Linked DNA regions of Mus musculus: regions 1, 2 and 4 are each linked to region 3. A link is a loop called in an ENCODE intact Hi-C map of the cell type or tissue named here. Cell type or tissue: left cerebral cortex. All regions are shown on one strand. Each heading gives the region's core, and the rest is flanking DNA. Links, peaks and the distances in the headings are about the cores only.

What was found. A loop is a pair of places that touch in the nucleus more often than their neighbours do. Peaks named below come from ENCODE experiments on the same cell type or tissue, not always from the same donor. Only the 100,000 strongest peaks of a DNase experiment are listed, where the experiment ranks them.
Region 1: it touches region 3 in a loop (4-fold over the local background); 2 of 42 quality-filtered maps call a loop at or near these places.
Region 2: it touches region 3 in a loop (4-fold over the local background); 2 of 42 quality-filtered maps call a loop at or near these places.
Region 4: it touches region 3 in a loop (5-fold over the local background); 2 of 42 quality-filtered maps call a loop at or near these places.

The regions. Positions count from the first base shown.
Region 1 is chr12:74,654,579-74,659,329 of GRCm38, forward strand. No RefSeq gene overlaps it. Among named protein-coding and RNA genes, the nearest start is that of Gm39473, 170 kb to the right of the region's middle. In left cerebral cortex, for the core only: no CTCF peak of the experiment used is centred there; DNase peaks (open chromatin) are centred at 2,675 and 4,058; H3K27ac peaks cover 574 bases.
Region 2 is chr12:75,078,936-75,083,686 of GRCm38, forward strand. The region is part of intron 7 of Kcnh5 (potassium voltage-gated channel, subfamily H (eag-related), member 5); the gene reads right to left. Among named protein-coding and RNA genes, the nearest start is that of Kcnh5, 96 kb to the right of the region's middle. In left cerebral cortex, for the core only: no CTCF peak of the experiment used is centred there; a DNase peak (open chromatin) is centred at 2,104.
Region 3 is chr12:74,324,556-74,329,306 of GRCm38, forward strand. No RefSeq gene overlaps it. Among named protein-coding and RNA genes, the nearest start is that of Gm34552, 9.8 kb to the left of the region's middle. In left cerebral cortex, for the core only: a CTCF peak has its summit at 2,316; a DNase peak (open chromatin) is centred at 2,282; H3K27ac peaks cover 601 bases.
Region 4 is chr12:74,847,112-74,851,862 of GRCm38, forward strand. No RefSeq gene overlaps it. Among named protein-coding and RNA genes, the nearest start is that of Gm39473, 24 kb to the left of the region's middle. In left cerebral cortex, for the core only: no CTCF peak of the experiment used is centred there; a DNase peak (open chromatin) is centred at 2,027; H3K27ac peaks cover 394 bases.

The DNA.
Region 1 (4,751 bases), core at 475-4,474, 330 kb after region 3:
AGATCATGGATCCTAAATTCTGACCTTCTTCTATCATGCTGCTAAAGTGGTACAGTCTCCAACTGCTCTCTTGATGCTCATCCTGATACATGTAGGGAAGCAATGCTCTCACATCTTGTCAGGGAAGTTTCTTTTTGTGGCAGTAGAGCACTCCACATCTGTCCAAACTGAAGGATATAAGCAGCTGTAGAGTTCTCAACCACAATGGGACATCTGCAACACAACCCTTATACTTAAGGCTCCAGGAACTCCATAAAAGAGAGAACAGGTGGATTGCAAGAGCCTGGGCATCAAAAGAACTGCTTCATGGTAGCACAGAACTCTTCCAGACAGACGGAGATGTGCCGATGGACTCTCAGCAATATGATTGTCTGCAGAAGACCTGCAAAAACCTCACCAGATGACATGCCAACATGAATGAAGGAAAATTTTCCAGGTCTCTGCTCATATATGAAGAGTTTTAGGCAGTTGATGGCTGCTGAGAGAGGAAGCACCTGTATTGTTTGTTGGTTTTGTTATTCCAGAGAGGAGGCTACAATTTTAAGTGGGGTGTGTGTGTGTGTGTGTGTGTGTGTGTGTGTGTGTGTCTGTGTAAAATAAATAACAGAAGAGGTCATGAATCTGAGAGGGAATGGAGGGGATGGAAGGAGTTGGAAGGTTGAAGGGGAAGGAAATTATGTAAATATCATATACTCATGTGTGGAACCTTTAAAAAATGAAAGATAAAAGCCTGGCATGCACGCACGCACGCACGCACGCACGCACACACACACACACACACACACACACAGACAGAGAGAGAGACAGAGACAGACACAGAGATATACACAGAGAGACATACAGAGAGAGGGGGAGAGACAGAGAGATACAGAGAGGGACATACAGAGAGAGAGAGAGAAGGAGGGAAAAGGAGAGACAAAGACAGAGAGATACAGAGAGAGACACACAGACACGGAGACACACCACTTTTATCCAATATAAAAATTGAATTTTGAATTACATTATGTAAAAATTTTTGAATTATAAATTGATTTTAAGACTTGGTTTTATGTGGCATAATTTGAATATGTATTAATTAAAACTCCATAGAAGTAGAGAAGTAATTTCTCAATATTGAAAAAGAAAAGATGGAAGTGATATATCTTGCCAACTTTCCATCAATATAACAAAACACGTAAGGAAATTTACCTGTAACGAGGAAACGGTCATTTCTGTGGGGCAGCACATTATGCTATACAGAATGATATAACAAAGTACTTACTTCATGAACCAGAAAGCAGAATTCAAGATAGAAATGGGCCAGGGCATCATAATCTCCCTTAATGGCATGAGTCCAATGATAAAGACTAGGCTTCTCTCCTGGCTTCTTAATGTCTCCCAGTGCCACCACTCTGGCATCCAAGACTTTTACATACAGGCTTGTGAGGGACACACATGATCCAGATGACAGTAAGATGTTTTATCAAATGAAGATTATACAAATCATTGCCTTTTATATCTTAGTACTTCAAATATGTCCAAGTACAGTATAAATCTAAATTCAGTCTATAATGTACAAGGCTGTATATTATTTTTTATTAAAACATTTTCAGAATTATATGCTATTCTACAGGTTATTTTTGGAAAGGAGTTTTAAACTAGATCAGAAAAGCTTTTGAAAGAATGTTTTTTTTTTTTTTCTTCACATAGGTGTATGTACTCTTGTGTGATTCAATGGTTTTCCTGTGATTTTGTAGCTGTCAACTTAAGAATGCTGATTACATTCTAGTAGATAAATGATATCAAAGGATTAAAGTTATTGATCAGTTGCAAGGAAATAATGTATCTATAGAATAAATGTGAACACATGAAACTTTATAAAACTAAAGAGGAGTATGAGATAAACATGGCATGCATGTATGAAAATGTCATAATGTCACCCACCATTTTGTATGCTAACTTACAAAAAAACAAAGAAAAACATATTTGGCTTAGATAAGAAATATAGAATTTCATTCTTATGTAAATTCACTTTATTTTTTTTCAAGGGTCATGCTTACAGAAAACAGAACAAGGCAGTAGTGGACAACACAAAAATTACCCATTTAAACATTCAGAAAGTGAATAGACAATAGAATCTTTCTCTTAAAATATTTAACTATCAATTGTATCAAACTGTAATAAACTACTAGTAAACAATATTGATTTAAAGTTCCTATTATCATACACTATTTTCGTAAGGATGAGCACAATATGTCAAGCCTGTCTCAGGGTTTCAATGAAGAAATATACTTGGTTTGCTTCAAGAATATAAAATATAGCTGGCCTTAATTTTGCTATTAAAGTGTGTACACCCTGAAGGAGAGAGAGAGAGAGAGAGAGAGAGAGAGAGAGAGAGAGAGAGAGAGAGAGAGAGAATCAAAAAATTTGTAGAACAGCTTATACTTTTACTAAATATAAAATTCTGTAACTGTATCTAAAAGTATGGGGGAAATTGTAAGACATAAGAATAATAGGAATGATTTATCATCATCTTGATGTGTGGTTCGAAGTTTTTATGACATATAAAGTAAAATAAAAACACAGGGGAAAAAAATAGCATGCCCCGATGTGCTGCAATAGAATTGCATAACTGGGTACCAGTGCAGCTCCATGGGTTTATAGCCTCACATCATGGAAACCATAGCAACAGCAGTAACCTCTTCTGCAGAACTGAAAATGCAAGTCTCTGGTGCCACTGCTCCATTAGAAGCAATGTAAGACACAACTCATTTTATTTTTTAAATAGATACATAAATCTTTTAAATAACTCATCAACAGAAGGCTGATAATGTCTCTCTTTAGAGTTCCTTCAGTATGATTCCACAGTATTAGACTGTGTCTGCCAATCTCACTGGATTCACACAGTGTTATATCCTTCTTCTCAAGTCTCCCCTCCCCACCTCTCTGAGTCCTGGGTTGTGGTTCTAGTTGTGGTTGTTAGAAATTGACAAATATCACCCATGTGTGGAGCCTTCCTCATCACCATCATCATTGTTGCTTATAGCCTTTGATTAACTGTTGAGTTGAAAAGCTCTCTTCACATTATCACCAAGAACATCTTCAGGCTGGCTGTAATTATGAAAGTGAGAGTTAAAACACAAACAAGAGACGAGTATTTAAACAAAGGATTCTAGTTCAGAATCGTCCAATGGTTTAATTTGTCACAGGTACCTAGGTAAAGCAAGATTCAAGGTCTCTTAGTATGGGTTGATTGTATGACTAGACATAGAATCTTTCAGGGTCTCCTTTGAATGAAGCTTACTACCAACCTTATTGGCCTTTGTGTGTGTGTGTGTATGTGTGTGTGTGTGTGTGTGTGTGTACATGTTGCGTGCATGCATTTAAATAGCACAGCTTTGCTAATGTTCCTAGTGTCTTCTTCCATTTCTCTTCAGTCTCTCCATTATCCTTATGCTAATCATATAATGATCCCTCAAGACTTGGCAGGTGCTACTTCTGCCTCCACCCTCCATTTACTCTTTATCCCATCCTCTATCACATCTCTTTGTCACAGCCATTAGAATTATTAGTGGACCCCACAAACTTTTCTATTAGACTTAAAGGTCCATCCAGTAAAAAAATCATATCAATTTTCTTACTTTATCTCCTAACCTATGCTGATCTTAACACATAAAGTATGCTCAGTAAATATTCCGTCAATTGGAAGACCATAAGCAGAAGTCAGTGCCCCAAAATTACAAGTGTTGTTAGAGACCACTCCAAAACAGTGGTTCCTAGACACCTATTTTCAGTTCAATGCTGGATGGATTAAAGAAGGTGGAAGAGGAGGAGGAGGAAGAGGAGGAAGAGGAGGAAGAGGAGGAGGAGGAGGAAAGAAAACTTGTAAAGGTTTGTATAGACAGATTTCTAGGCCTTTTTTCAAAGATTCTAAGTTAGAAGGTTGGAAATGTGTACAGAGATACACTTTTACAAGGTAACCCAACTGTTAGTTTCTTGGAAATGGTATTCAAGAAACAGATGCCCTGAACCCTCCTTCATTCAGACTTTCCTAAATAAACTGCACTCAATCTCAAGATCAGATGGATGTGTTAAGTCAAAGATAAGCTGTGTAGCTGTGTGGGAAGTTGACACAGAGCTATTTTGGAAAGTCCAAATCCCTTCTTCTAAAACTTCCTTCTCCCACCCCCTGAAATAGTTCAGAACAAGAGAAACTAGTACAGAGATGGTTGATATCTAGAGAGTTAACTTTTCCTGGAAATACCGTATTACAAATGTTTCACACCACATCTAGATATACAAATGTATTTCAAAACTTTTCAAACCTAATCAAATAAGATATTCAAAGCTTTATGTGTAACTGTAAGTGATTTTAAAAATGTGCTGTATCTGTGACGAAAGGATGGACCATCTAGTGATTGCCATATGCAGGGATCCATCCCATAATCAACTTCCAAATGCTGACACCATTGCATACACTAGCAAGATTTCCCTGAAAGGACCCAGATATAGCTCTCTCTTGTGAGACTATGCCGGGGCCTAGCAAACACAGAAGTGGATGATCACAGTCAGCTATTGGATGGGCCACACAGCCCCTAATGGAGGAGCTAGAGAAATTACCCAAGGAGCTAAAGGGAACTGCAACCCTATAGGTGGAACAACAATATGAACTAACCAGTACCCGGGAGCTCTTGTCTTTAGCTGCATATGTATCAAAAGATGGCCTAGTCGGCCATCACTGCAAAGAGAGGCCCATTGGACTTGCAAACCTT
Region 2 (4,751 bases), core at 552-4,551, 750 kb after region 3:
AATACATTAAGAGGATAATCACATTAGAAAACAAAAATCTACACTCAGATCCTGTTGTTTTATAACCATCAAAACAAATTATCAGTGTACTAAGGTGTTTTATGAATAGCTGCAAAATTAGACAGTCTGCTGATCTTTAGAAAATGGAAAATTATTAGGATTCAATAACAAGATTATGTAAATTAAGTGGATTAGAAACCATTTCACGAAAGCATCATTAAGTATTTACTGAGCAAATTAGCAAAGAGATTACCCACCTCTTGATTTAACAAAAACAAATCTGTTATTCTCAACAACCGCTGGAGAACTGAACTGCTGTGATACTAACAGCACTAACAGCCTTTGAGAGTGAGTTTCATGAATGCGAACAAAATGTCAGATTCATTCACAAATACACAGATGTGGAACACTGGAAAAGACCTGACTAAATTGTTAAGGTAATAGCTACTCCCAGAACTATAGATGTCACTCCAGATGGGAAATATGCCAAAACTACAAAGAGACAATTTGAAGTCATAAAAGTATGAATGAAAACATATATTGAGAAGAACAAAAAAAAAATCAATTCAGGCTGAACAAATAGATTTTCCACGTTGGGCAAGCCTAGAATTGAATGAGTTTTAAGTTTAAAAACTTCCCCAATAGCAGATAACAGAGATGCATTATTATCCTAGAGACATGGGAATTAGCTGAGATACCTTAGGAATGGGCCAAAACTACATAACTATTTCCACTAAATTGAAACAGCCTTTGTGGAAAGAGGACAGAGTCTAAGATTCAGGAAGCTCAGGAAACTTAGAAGGTGCAGGAAGTTCATGAAACTCACTTGAGAATCTCAGGAAGTTACAAGATTTATAAGGTCCTTTCAAAGGTTATAAAGGCAGTACGAAATTTCTGGAGAAAGTAGACTCTTCAAAGACGTTGTCTGCAAGATGAGCACTGAGATGCAGAGCTGCAGTTTTCTGGAATCAGCGCACATACAAAGATGGGATTTCTAGTGAAAAAGATGCTGTCTTTGAGTCACTAGTGCTGCTATAATTAACTCAAACAATCTCAAACCAGACATGAGAGCAATCATTCCTTTAGGCAGTCCTCAGTGCCATATATGAGATGAAAAGATTTGTGTTTACATTCTCCCAAGGAAAACTAAATTACATTCATAATTTCTCCTTAAAGATTTCTCTGGTACTCACTCACAAAAGATCATATGGTTAAATTATTAGACAAAGTCAACATGCAACTTAGCATTCGATGGTAAGAACATAAGAATCAGAAAAGAAAACACCACAAAAGGATAAAAGGACTCAAATGGAGAAACTGGATTAGCTACCACTAAAATCTCTAAATATTGTTGCATCACATTAAAATTTTAAGAGGCTCTCCCCACAATAAAACAAGCACAATAAACACAAAACACAACACATGCAAACACACACACACATGCACATCAAAGAAAGAGAAAGAAAGAGATGGAAAGATAAACACTCTCAGGGAGAGGGGGAGGGGGGAGAGGGAGGGAGAGGGGGATGGGGAGAGAGAGGAGGGAGAGGAAGGGGAGGGGGAGGGGAAGGGGAGGGGGAGGGGGAGGGGGAGAAAGGAGAAACTTTAAATTCTTGTCCATGATGGATGGACAGAACATACTCAATTCTGATACCAGCAGTGGAATATTTTTGCTTAGTTTCCTTAGTAGTATTAAATGAAGAAAAAACAAGATTACAAACATCTGCAGTGTTCATATTTTATATTCTGTACATACATGTGTAATAAAGCCTGGAACTGTTCAAGGTATACCACTTCATGAGTCTGAAAGACTTTTATAACCCTCTAAGTTTATCTGAAGGGAAATATGCCACAAAAGCACTACAGACTGCAGAACTAAGAAGAATATTAAAATACATTTCCTTGGAACAGTCTGGCTATAGAAGCTGGACTCACACAGAGGCTTAAACAGAAATGTAAAGCCAATTGGCACGAAGATGCTAAGTACCAGAATAGATGAAAAGATGTCTATTCATGCACTGAAATGAGATAGCAGAAACTCAAGGAAGAAGGTGGCCAGGCTTAAAACTAATCAGGGACTGAAAACAAGAGGGTAGGAAATCTAGATCTTGCAGATATAGTCAGCCACACATAACATAGAAAAATAAAATAAAATCAACTATGAATCAATGGCATTTTGAAAACCCAAATGAAATTGTGTGAGAATTTCCAACAGAGGTACGAACAGATGGGTACAAACACCTACTTAACCTAGATAGAGAACTGATGATATGTATGGATACCACCACAGTCTAACTTGGTGAATCAATGGATTTTATTGGAGTTACTTACAGGAATATAAAGGAGCTATCATTTAGAGGAGCAGAAATGACTCAACAACAGCTGTATCACCAATATCACATCGTAGCATGGATGATACACTACAAAATTTATTTAATAAATTGATTTAATAAAATGGCTTACAGGCTACAGTCCAAATAGTCCAAAAATGACTGTCTACAAACAGAGAGTCCAAGAATCTAATAGTTGCTCAGTCCATTAGGCTGGATGTCTCAGCAGGTCTTCAGTAGATGCCAGAATCCTAAAGGAGCAGGATCGCATGCCAGTGAAGGAATGGACTTGTCAGGGAGAGCCGAAACAAGCAGGCAAAAAGAGCAAGCCTCCTTCTTCCAATCCCTTTATAGAGGCTGGAAGCAGAAGGTGTGGCCCAGATGAAAGGTGGATCTTCCCACCTCAAAAGATTTGTATCAAAGGTGTATGTTTCCAGTTCAAGAGATTTGGATTAGAAGTGAGTCTTCCCACTTCAGATGATTTAATTAAGAAAAGTCTCTCAAAGGTGTATCCTGCCACTTGGGTTAATTCCAGATGGAGTCAACTTGATAACCAAGAATAGACATCAGAGTAGGGAATGTGGTTGATCTGGGAGGTTTGGAGGGGTAAATATTATCAAATTTTATATTAAATTCTCAAAGAACAAATAAAAGTAAAATGAAATACATTTCTACATGTATGTGGAAACAGTAAGCAATTTAGTCTTTGTTTTATATCCACTAGCGATATCTGTGCTAAGGAATGGTGCTGTGTTTTTACTTTTAAAGGGGGTACTCTAGCTTCTAGAGTCTAGACAGATTCTAGGATAAGAATAGCTATGGAAGAAAAAATATAGGGAACTACTTCAATGGTCCAAGCTACGGACAACATTGATTTGGTCTTAGATAGGAAGTTGTAGCTTGATGAACAAAGGAAATAAGAATGTGTTTACACTTCTACATTGTTTTTATTTTACTTTGATTATGTTAGGAAATGATATTCTAGGCTACCCTTCTTGAAAAAGAGACTGGCAAATTCTTTAATATTGAAATATGTACTTACTTGTGATCCTAGGCATTATTACAGAGAATTAAGAACTTAGGTTCATGCAAAACTATAACTGCATACATCCAAGCACCTTTATCTGTAATTCCTTCAAAGTAGAAACATTCTAAAGGAATCCAAGTTGATAAATCTCAAACCCACCTGCATATCAGAATGTATAATTGGGATAGGTACACTTAGAATTTGGCAGAATTCTCACATTGGTTCCCTGTCCCGTGGAGTGATGGCTATTACAGTTGGAGAGGCTAACTGGAAACCTTTAGAATTTTCTCTTTCAAGGAGAAGAGTAAATTGAATGAAAAAAAATGTTATCACATTCCTGGAGGAACTGTAGAAATTAGTGCAACCATCAAGAACTTGAAAGATACAGGGGTGATGGCTCCCGATACATTTCCCATTAACATTTTTATCTAGCCATCGAGACAGATGGATCATGGAGAATAACAGTTGAACATTGAAAGCTCAATCAAGTAGTGACTCTAATTACAGCATTTATACCAGATGTGGTATCCTTACTTGAGCAGATTAACACATCTCCTGGTACATGGTATGCATGAATCTATGGATCTAGCAAATGCCTTTTTCTCTGTACCTGTCCATAAAGGCCACCAAAAGCAACTTGTTTTTAGTTGGCAAGGCCAGCATTACACCATTACAGTTTTTCCTAAGGATATGTTAACTTTCCAGCCCTGTGTTATAACTTAGTTGGAAAAAACTTTGCTTGTCTCTTTCTTCTACAAATTTCACATTGGTTCATTATACTGACTACATTATACTAATTGGACCAAGTGAACAGGAGATATCAATGACTGTAAATCCATTGGTAACACACACACACACAATCCAATTAATCTTGAAGGACCTTCTACCTTGGTGAAATACTTAAGTCCAGTAGTCCAGTATATGGCACATGCAGAGACATTCCTTCCCAAGTGAAAGATAAGTTATTGTACTTAGTCCGTCCTACCACCAGGAAAGAAGCATGATGTTTAGTGGGCCTATAAGGATTCTGGAGACAATACATTCCTCACTTGGGTGTGTTACCCTGGCCCATATGCCAAGTGGCTCAGAAAGCTGTTAGATTTGAGTGGGCCGGGAATAGAAGGCTTATCAACAGGTCAAGGCTGCTGCACAGGATGCTCTACCACTTGGACCATATGATGCAGTAAATCCAGTGGTACCTGGGGTATCAGTGGCAGATAGGGATGCTGTTTGGAGGTTTTGGTAGGCCTCTACAGGTGAATCATAGAAGAGACATTTGGGATTTTGAAGGAAGGTTCTACCATCATCTGCAAACAACTCTTCTCCCTTTTGATAGACAGCTCATGGCCTGCTACTGGGCCTTAGTAGAAATAGAACATTTGACAGTGAATTAC
Region 3 (4,751 bases), core at 512-4,511:
TGTATTATTTCTACCATATATATGACAAATAAAATATGATATATCCATATCCCTATCTGTCTGTCTATCTATCTATCTATCTATCTATCTATCTATCTATCTATCTATCTATCTATTTTATTCCCTCACTCTTTTTTTTAGAGAGACTCCTGTCTCTGACAGCTGTTATGTCTCTACAAACTGCTGATCTGCCTTTATTGGAGACTCAGCAAAAACAAACAAACAAAAAAACCAAATGATACACAGAGGTAGGATAACAATAAGAGTCCTTTGAAAATTGTGGGCAGCACTAAGGGAAAGCAAGGCAATTAAGCTCCCCAGATGAGCATCCTTTCAGATCTTAGAGCTGAAGGGAAGAGCAGGGGGCAGGGTGAAGCTAGGAGACACTGGAGAGAACTGAGGCTATCTCATGAGAGATCTCATGTGATAGGTTCTTCACAGTACAGTAGCCCTGGTCCAAGCCAAGGCCAGCCTACAAGGGAGCCAGGTCACATAGACTGTAATTGGCTCATGTGTTCACATTCGCTCTCCCAGGGCTGAGAAGTCAGCAGGCAAAGGAGGTTGGAGGATGTAGCCCACAGGAAGACAGAAAGGCAGAGATGACATCTGGAAGCAGCAACAGAAGATTCCTCAGCACAAGAAGGCCTGTCACCTCTTGCCCACCAGTTTCTCAGTTTTATAGACTGGTTAAAACAGGAAATGGGCTCTGAGGAGACTGCCTCAGATCAGAGCATCCGATATCAGGTACTTAGGCAATAAATATCTGTGAAAGGAAGAGAAGGAAGTAGAGCTGACCACAGAAGGTGAGCGGTAACACCCTACCACGAAAGCCCCTCAGCTAATCTCCTGGGAGCCATGGGTCTGGGCTGACCCTTTAGAATTCTCTGGAGCTGAGGTCTAAGAATTTTGTTGGCCAGTCATTCATGTAGGCTGAATATTTAAACTTAGTATTACATCGGTTCCTAATGTTTTCCTATCTCCTGAGTAGTTGCTTAAGTCTCTTTTGGAAGAGACTGGGACATTTATTCTTGGTAAAGGTACTGCATTCTTCCTCCCGGAGGACTGGTGTCTCCTTCATCAGTAGCTTCTTGTTGTAGAGCCTGGCTCAGATCTGGAGACTGGAGGACAGCCTTCCAACTCTTGGGTTTCCTCTGGTGATACAGCTAGACTATCTGTGTGGACTGGCATCTGGCGCTCTCTCAGGGAGCTGCTATTGAGTGGCCATGTCCATAGGCCTGGCTCTCTCTTGTCTGTACTTTGTTGTCACAAATTATAATAATTTATATGCCTTCTTCTTGTTAAGTTCTGGGCAACATGGCATCCACCATTCCAAAGATGAAGAATGCTTTTGGTATTGGTAAGCCTTAGGAATCAATTGTTGCACTAGGCTATGGCCTATGTGGAGATACCATGACCAAGCTATTGCCCATTGAACTAGAAGTTTCTTATTGCTTTGTTATCATATAACCTTCCTATGAAACAGAGCATCCTGTTAGATTTTCTGGCTTTGCATTCCCATTTTGATAATCCCATCTTCATACTTTTGCATCTCCCCTGCCATTGCCTTAAGGTAATTATGATGTTATTTCACTGTGGGCCCATAACCATGTTCATGTTCTGAGAAGGTATCTTAGTCACATGTCTGCACCGTTTCCAAGGTATCCTTGCCAAGGTTATGCTGTGTCATAACAAATTGCTCTCAATTTCATAAGTGTTTATTCAAATTTGTTTTATCCATCTTGGTCTAGAACATTCAAAACCTTGCCCTATTTCTAGGTTTCTGGCCACTTCCACATCATGCAGTTATTTCAGGGTAAACTCCCCTCTTTATTTCACCATGTTCTCAACTGAGTTATGCTGTGACTTAACAATATTTATCGACCAAGTGGGAAGGAAGGATCGGGGCAAATCTTGAGAGGGCATATGTTCCATTGTGTGAACAGGATCTCTATCGTGGTCCTTAAGCAAACTGAGTGACATCCCATAACTGAGGGGTTGAGCCACGTTCGTAGGCACAGGATTGCATGGGTCTGGAGACTCGAGATCTTGTAGTCCATTAGCCTGATGTCCCTGTCCCATGTGTCTGCATCCTGTTCTTTTCTTGTCTATACTTTGATTGTGGGAGAGCAGTTTTCTTCCTTGGCTTTCATCTTCTGTGGACACTGGTTGTTCCACTGCGGGGTTCACAGCTTTTTCTGCTCCCCTTCTGAGGCGATAAGAATCTATTTTGCCACCAAGTATTTTGCCTTTTATATTTAGCCATTGTCAATTTATTCATCTCAGCTTTTTGTGATTTCTTTTCTAGGGCATCAACAGATGGCAGTAGCTACCGAATTCTACTGTCCTTATGGTAGCTATTTCCTCAAAATCTATGCATCCCAGCCACTTTAGTTCCAGAAATTATGCTATTCTCTGGGGGCAGAAAGTAACAGACATTTGTTCAAATGTTTCTCAGACCTACTCTGCATCCCAGGTGCTGTTCCAGGTGCTCAGGGCAGAGTCATCCACGCAGCATACAGAAAGTGCTGTACTCAAGAGTCGCTGATACAGCAGAGAGGCACTGTCCTCACTCTGTGCACAGTCCTAGACTTCTCACCCTTAAAGGCAGGAGAGGTTGTCAGAAACTCTCACCTTGGCATTTCTGCCATTTGGCATCGCTCCTTGGACTGAGGGCTTGCAAAGTGATCCCCCTGGAAAGCTGGCTGTAAGGTGAGAGAGAGGAGTTCAGAGGCTTATTAAAGGCTTATTAAAGGATGCTTTTGGTAATGGCCTTGAGATTGTTCCTTGTGGACAAAATGGAGAGAGGGGAAGAAGGAGGAAAGGATGGAGGGGATGTGAGTGAAACAGAGACAGAGAGACACAAAGAGTCTCTGATGAGCTCTGATAATAGCATGGTTCTGCTGAGGCCTGTATGGACCCACACTGATCTGACTTTAGGTATGGGCTGTACTCAATCGAGGTCTGGCTCTAGCGGACCTCCCTTCCCCACAGGTTATCCACTCTCTAGAGCAGGCTGGCAGCAGGACTTGTCCTTCCTTCCTGAGGGAGGATCTGGGTGGTGACAGGTCCACAGGGACATCTTCTCCATCCAAACATGCCCAACTCTAGGGTGGGCGAGCAAGCTGGCCGGAGAAGGAGAAACAACATGGAATCATAGGGGTGAGAAAGCTTGGGAGACGAGCCACGTGGGTACAGTGCTTTCTGTATGAAGGGTGCATACATAACTTTCTGCGTGATGGGTGCATACATAAGCACTCCGTGCTCAGCACCTGGCATGTGGAATGGGCTCTAGAAACATTTGAACAGACAGATCCTGACAGAGTGGGGACTATATGTTTCTACCCCTTTTAATGAGAGGCTATTTCTTCTAAATAAGACATTAAAATTGACATATTATGGCCTTAATGTTAAAATGATTGGATTTTGATGTTAGTTAATTAGTATTTATCAAGTAGTGTTAAACTGGAAAAAAATAATTGCTCTCTTTTCCTGAGACATACTCACATAAACAACAGTTTTGTTCCTAACTCACATTTTTTTTGGACATGTATGTGTGTGCACACGTCTGTTTTCTTTCATAGATCTGGTGGCATGCCCTCAATGGAAAGCACTTACTTTGTCCAAGGTGTTAAAATATCTGAACTCTTTTTGGGGGAAGCTAAATAATAACATTGTGTAATTAAAGGGAGGACACACACACAAACCAGTATAGAATATGTTTTCTTTAGGCTAGATATTGTCAAACTAATAGGAGTTTATAGCAAAAAAAAAAAAAAAATCACTTCAAAATACATTACTAAAGCCAAATCACACCTACACACACACACACACACACACACACACACACACACACACACACTGTTTTTCATTATTGCAACATTATAGATGGAAATACATACACATGTGAATATACATTATATAATAACATGTAACATTGAGTTTTGACAGTTTACAGATTTGTTCACTCACATTCTTGTGGAATTGAAAGTTTTAATGGATGGCAGGGTTCATAACTGTAGTACAGGTGTGGTTCACACCTCTGGTCCATCTTAGTAAGGTAGGCAGAAATCACGTCTGGGGTCTGGGCATCTTAGCTGCCATTGTACAAGATGTCTCTGTGTGGTGTTGCTATCCTGAGGCTGCTCATCATCACCTTGTAGCTGCCTTCCTACTCGACCCTCCAAAGAGTATTCTTTGGTGCTTTAGCTCTATGAGTCCAGTGACAACCACACAGGTCACCCTTATGAGGACAGCTATCTTGGTCCACTGTCCCCACTCAATTACTTGGGTAAATGCATCTCTATGAAGTGAACTGTCGTCCAAGATTCCACTAGCAAAGAAATATGAAAATGTGGGCAGCCGCAGACAGCGTGCCCGGTGCCTCTGCTGTCTCAGGCTTTTAGAACATGTCTCAGGCTTTTGTATGTTCTTCCCTGGCTCACCGACAGTTTCCCCCTCAAATACTCCATCCTGTGTCTGCGGCACCTTCTGGATGTTCCAGGACAACAGAATTTACTGTGTGTACTTACTTCTCATCCCTGCCCCTGTGTGTGTGTGTGTGTGTGTGTGTGTGTGTGTTTGTGTGTGTGTGTTTGTATGTGTGTGAGATATGTGTATGTTTGTATACACTTTCAGTCTAGGAGTTATTTTCCTTCTAAAATGGAAGCTTTGTTAGAGTTTAGCTACTTGGGGAATGATATAAGTCTTTATTGAAAATAGATTTTTTTCATACCATATATCCTGATTGTGAC
Region 4 (4,751 bases), core at 519-4,518, 520 kb after region 3:
CCACCAAATCTAATGACCTGAGTTCAATTCCCAGGATCCACATTGTAGAATGAGAGAACCAATTCCCTTAAGAAATCCTCTGAGCTCCACAGACATTGTATGGGCACATACATGCACATGCATGCATGTGTGCGTGCGCACACACACACATTTTTCATAACTAAGAACCTTATTTATTTAATATATTATTAACTTTTCATGCAATATTCTTAGATTATATCTTTCCCCTTTCCCAAATATCCCAGATGCTCCCTGCTTCTCTACCAACCCAACTTCATGTGCTTTGTCTCTTAAAAATTAAAAAAAAAATTAGAAAAGGAAAAGCAAAACAAAACAAAAAATAAAACCAGAAAAAAAACACCAGACCCTCCCTCCCCCCCCCCCAAAATAATGCACACACAAAAAACATGGAGCCCCTTTTAATCAAAATTGAAAGTTAATTTCTACCTTGGATATTTTGAAATATTGTTTTAATTGCTACTAAACTACAGAGACTAAGTCAGAGACCATACAAGGGGAAAGTCAAAGCAACAATGGGATGGGAAACAGGATAATGATACTGTATAGACTTTGAATAGACAGAGGAGAGGGCATGATAACCAAGGGAAAGCAATGGGGAGAGGAGAGTAGTGTGGCCCATGGAGCAGGAAGATACTAGTATAACAATGGACACACAGCACAATATTGAACTGGAGACGATGCTCTTGATCAGTGGGATCTTTGAAGGCTAACAGGTTCAATCTCATATTAACTAAGAAATTGATGCCTACTGATGATTTTCAAAAAGAGAATTAATAGGAAGAAGTTCATCTTAGAGAAGATTAATTGTATTTAAGATGGCAAAGAGTTGGCTGACCAGTAGATGAAACTTGGACTTTAAGTCATTTGATGTAGATAAAGACCAAACTGGTGGGTAGATATGTTGAGAATTCGGAGTAGGCATGAGAAAGCTCTTAAATTAAGAATTCAGCAACTACCTGACTGTTCAGTTCTTGACACTGGGGACTAATCATTCCATCTTAGTTAAAAGGCACTAAATATAAATCAATGGAATTGATTAATTTAAAATACAATGACTGGCAAGAGCTGGGACATTGATTTAAGTTTTAAAATATGACATATTGAGAAGTTTTTAAAGACCGAGTTTTATTTAATTTTCTCAATCGATGCCTTAGAGATGTTTATTTTCATCTCATTTTCACTTAAATGGAAATACAGATTACAATATTTACAACAAACAATCTTTTTTTCCTCCTAGTGCAGAGAGTCAAACTCAGAGTCTCACAAAGGAGAACAAGTGAGTGCACTTCCAGTGAAATTTGTATATTTGCTAAAGGATGTGGGTAGATGTTCTGAAAAACACGAAAAGTATACAAAGGAAGTGGCAATACCAAGTTATAGTATACAGACATTTTAAAATAGTACAGTATAACACATAAAAAATAGTCCTATTCTCTATCCATTGCATAAGGATGTAAAGGGTATTTTAGTTGTTTAAAGTTAGTTTGGATTGATCATAAAAATCAAGAGTCCAGATTAAATGCCAGCACCAAAGTACCCCAAGTAAATTTTGTTCTGTATTTATAGAACTGTGAATACTGTATTCTCATGAGAAGAACAATCCGGAGTCTGAACAAACAGTCCCTCGCAGAGGATAAAGCTTGAGAGTGACAAGATGCCGACAGATTATGACAGCTGCTGTGCTGCCTGACCTGGAACATTTATGCAGTTTCTAAAAGTGCATAGGAAGCACATTTTATCATCGCATCCAGGGCATCAACCTTATATTTTGAGGTGTTCATTACCCACAATCCCATGGGCTCTGGGAAGACATCAAAACTGGAGTTCATTAGTTAACATTTTAAAAGGACACGATTTGAAGATGCTCCCCCCAGGTGCCCTGATTTCAGCAAATTTTGCTTCATATGCCAAGTGCTGAAAACAGCTAACACCACTATTATTATCCACAAGGAAATCCACCCACCACGCGGACCTGTGCCAAGGAACCAGTCTGAAATGCTGACAGCATCGCAAGGCTTTCCAACTGCAGGGACACGGAAGCAGCTGCGGTTTTCCTCACCAACGCAGATGGCAAAAAGGGAGTGTGTTTGTTGGTACTCAAGAGGGTGGTTACAGGATGGGAAAGCCGGAAAGAACTTCTGCAGATGTACCCAGCCATGCAGCAGTTAGTTCCAAATACTAGTTACTTGCCTCTCACATCTCCCACCTGCTCCTTGTCTGATTGCTCGTTCTCGAATCCTTCAGTTACCATCTACCCAATGATCCATGCTGTAAAACTGCAAAATTTGGATTTTCCTGTCCACTGTCCATCAGAGTGAGAAAACTTCAACTCCATCCTTCACCTCTGGCTCACACCTATACTCCCCTGCCCTCACATTTCTCTAGATGCCTGCTGGAGGGTTTCCTTAGGTTTGTGTTTGATCTTAATGAATTATTAAGACAGTATTCTATCTTTAGTAATGATGTGATGATGTGTTAGAGAGACTTGATGTTGGAAAACCCAAACCATTAATTTAGAAAATAAAAAATAAAAATGAGCAGTTGGAATCATTTCTATGTGGCGTTCAAATCCAGAATCAATATTGAACTTAACAGAATATTGGCAGACAGATTATTTAATTAGATAACCCAAACATTGCTAGAGCCTGGGAAGCTGGCTGTTGGCAAAACCCTGGCAGAAAAAGCATGAAGATCTGAGTTCAGATCCCCAACACCCACAAAAAGCTGGGTGTAGTTATAATTATACCTGTTTGTAATCTTAGTACTGAGGAGGTGGAGACAGAAGGAGCCCTTGACTTTCTGGCCAACCAGTCTAGACAAGTCAGTGAACTCCAGTTTCAGTGAGAGACCTAGCCCCAAAATGAAAGAAAGCAACTGAGAAAGACAGCTGATGTTAACTTCCAACCTCCACACACATGTGCACAGACACACACACGCCCCCAACCCACACACATGCCCCACTCACCCACACATGTGAGCATACACACACCCACACGCACGCACACATGCTCACATGGGTACACACACACACACACAGTGCTAAGTTATTTTAGAGAAAAAGATTGAGGCTGAAGAGACAGAAGTGGGGTTAAAGGATGCTACCTGCTCCATATAATGTACTTGTCAATGATATGCCTATCACACTCTCCTGCCTTATGCACTTGGACATTCAGCAAGCGTAAGATCTCAGAGGAGTCATCTTCAGAAAATTAAGATGTGAGCTTGGCTTTTAATTTTGGAGGTTGATACAAGCAGCGATCTCCTTACTTCAATACCAAAGAAATACATTGTTTCCCCTGAAAATGAAGTCTCTCCTGAGGAATTCAGATCCAGCCTGAGTGACAGCTTGGGAGGGGGTCTATTGACTGCTGCATACCTCTCCACAGAGACCACTGTTTCCGGCCCTATCAGGGGCCAGGCCTATTGCTATGTGACAGTCACCTTGGAGACACAGCAAGAGCAGCTTCCCCCCAGTGGCCTTTTCTTCAGTTCCTCACTTTGAAAGCCACTTATACTTGAATGTATTATTTAATCTGGTGAAAAATGCATCAGTCTTCCAGACCTTCAGAGCTCATACAGGTTTTAAAAGGTCTGGAAATCTTTCTAAAACTAAAATAGCCCTGTCCTTGACAGGGCGATGCATGGTGTTCTTATCACGACCATCGGCAGCGAGCCTGAGTTAAACAATTAAATAAACAGTTTGTGAATTTAGGTTTCATGATGCTCCACTCCTCACCAAGGAGCTTAAAGGGGCCTCGAATGTTGTAAAGCAATTATCCTCCCACCACTCTTAAAAAGAAGTACAAAATTGCTATAGTCATAGCCTCGAATCGTGTTAAATCCCAGTTGAAAAATAACTAGCAAAGGAAAGGAAAATAGCCTGACCCAGCTTAAAGAACAAAACCCAAAGCCTTGAACAAATGCCGAATGTCCTCACAAAGGGAAGAAACTGACTGTGCCAACTGAATCAAAGATTCCCAATTCAATTAATACATTTAAACAAGACCCGCAGAATTTGCATGTAAGTTTTTGGTACTTTTAAGCTATAGAATCAAGCCACAGATAGGCAGAGAGACAAAGGCTTGTGGTTATTCTGTGCTAAGCCATGCTACCTAGGTTTCAAGTACATTTCACAGAATTCTCGTCTCTGTGTGAAATGGAATCCCAAAGATATTCAGAGTCTCATTTAGATTGGAGATTAACTCTGTTTCAGACAGTGCAGTGCAATTTGTGTATATTGTTGTGGCTATGCTACCCCTATCGACATCTTTCTTGTTACTACCTTGGAAGTCCACATCTTTTAAGAGTTATTTTTACTTGTATCTATGTGTGGTAGTTTTTAATGGAAAAGATCCCCATTGACTTATATGTTTAAATTCTTGGTTCCCAGTTGGTTGACCTATTTGGAAAAAATTAGGTGTGGCCTTGTTGGGGAAGGTATGTCACTAGGGATAGGTTTTTAAGGTTCCAAAAGACTCTCAAGCCACTCCTCCTCCTCTGCCTCCTGCTTGTAGATCAAGATGTGAGCTCTCGGCTGCTCCTGCCATTATGTCTTTGCTCTGCCATAATAGACCCTGACCCTTTAAAACAGTAAGCTCCAAAGATACTCTTTCTTCTATAAGTTGCCTTGGTGGTCCTGGAATTTTATCACAGCAAGAGACGAAATGATTAAGGCAACATGTGAGTGTCTGTATTTGTATGCCACATTTATGTGGTTACCCTCAGAGGCC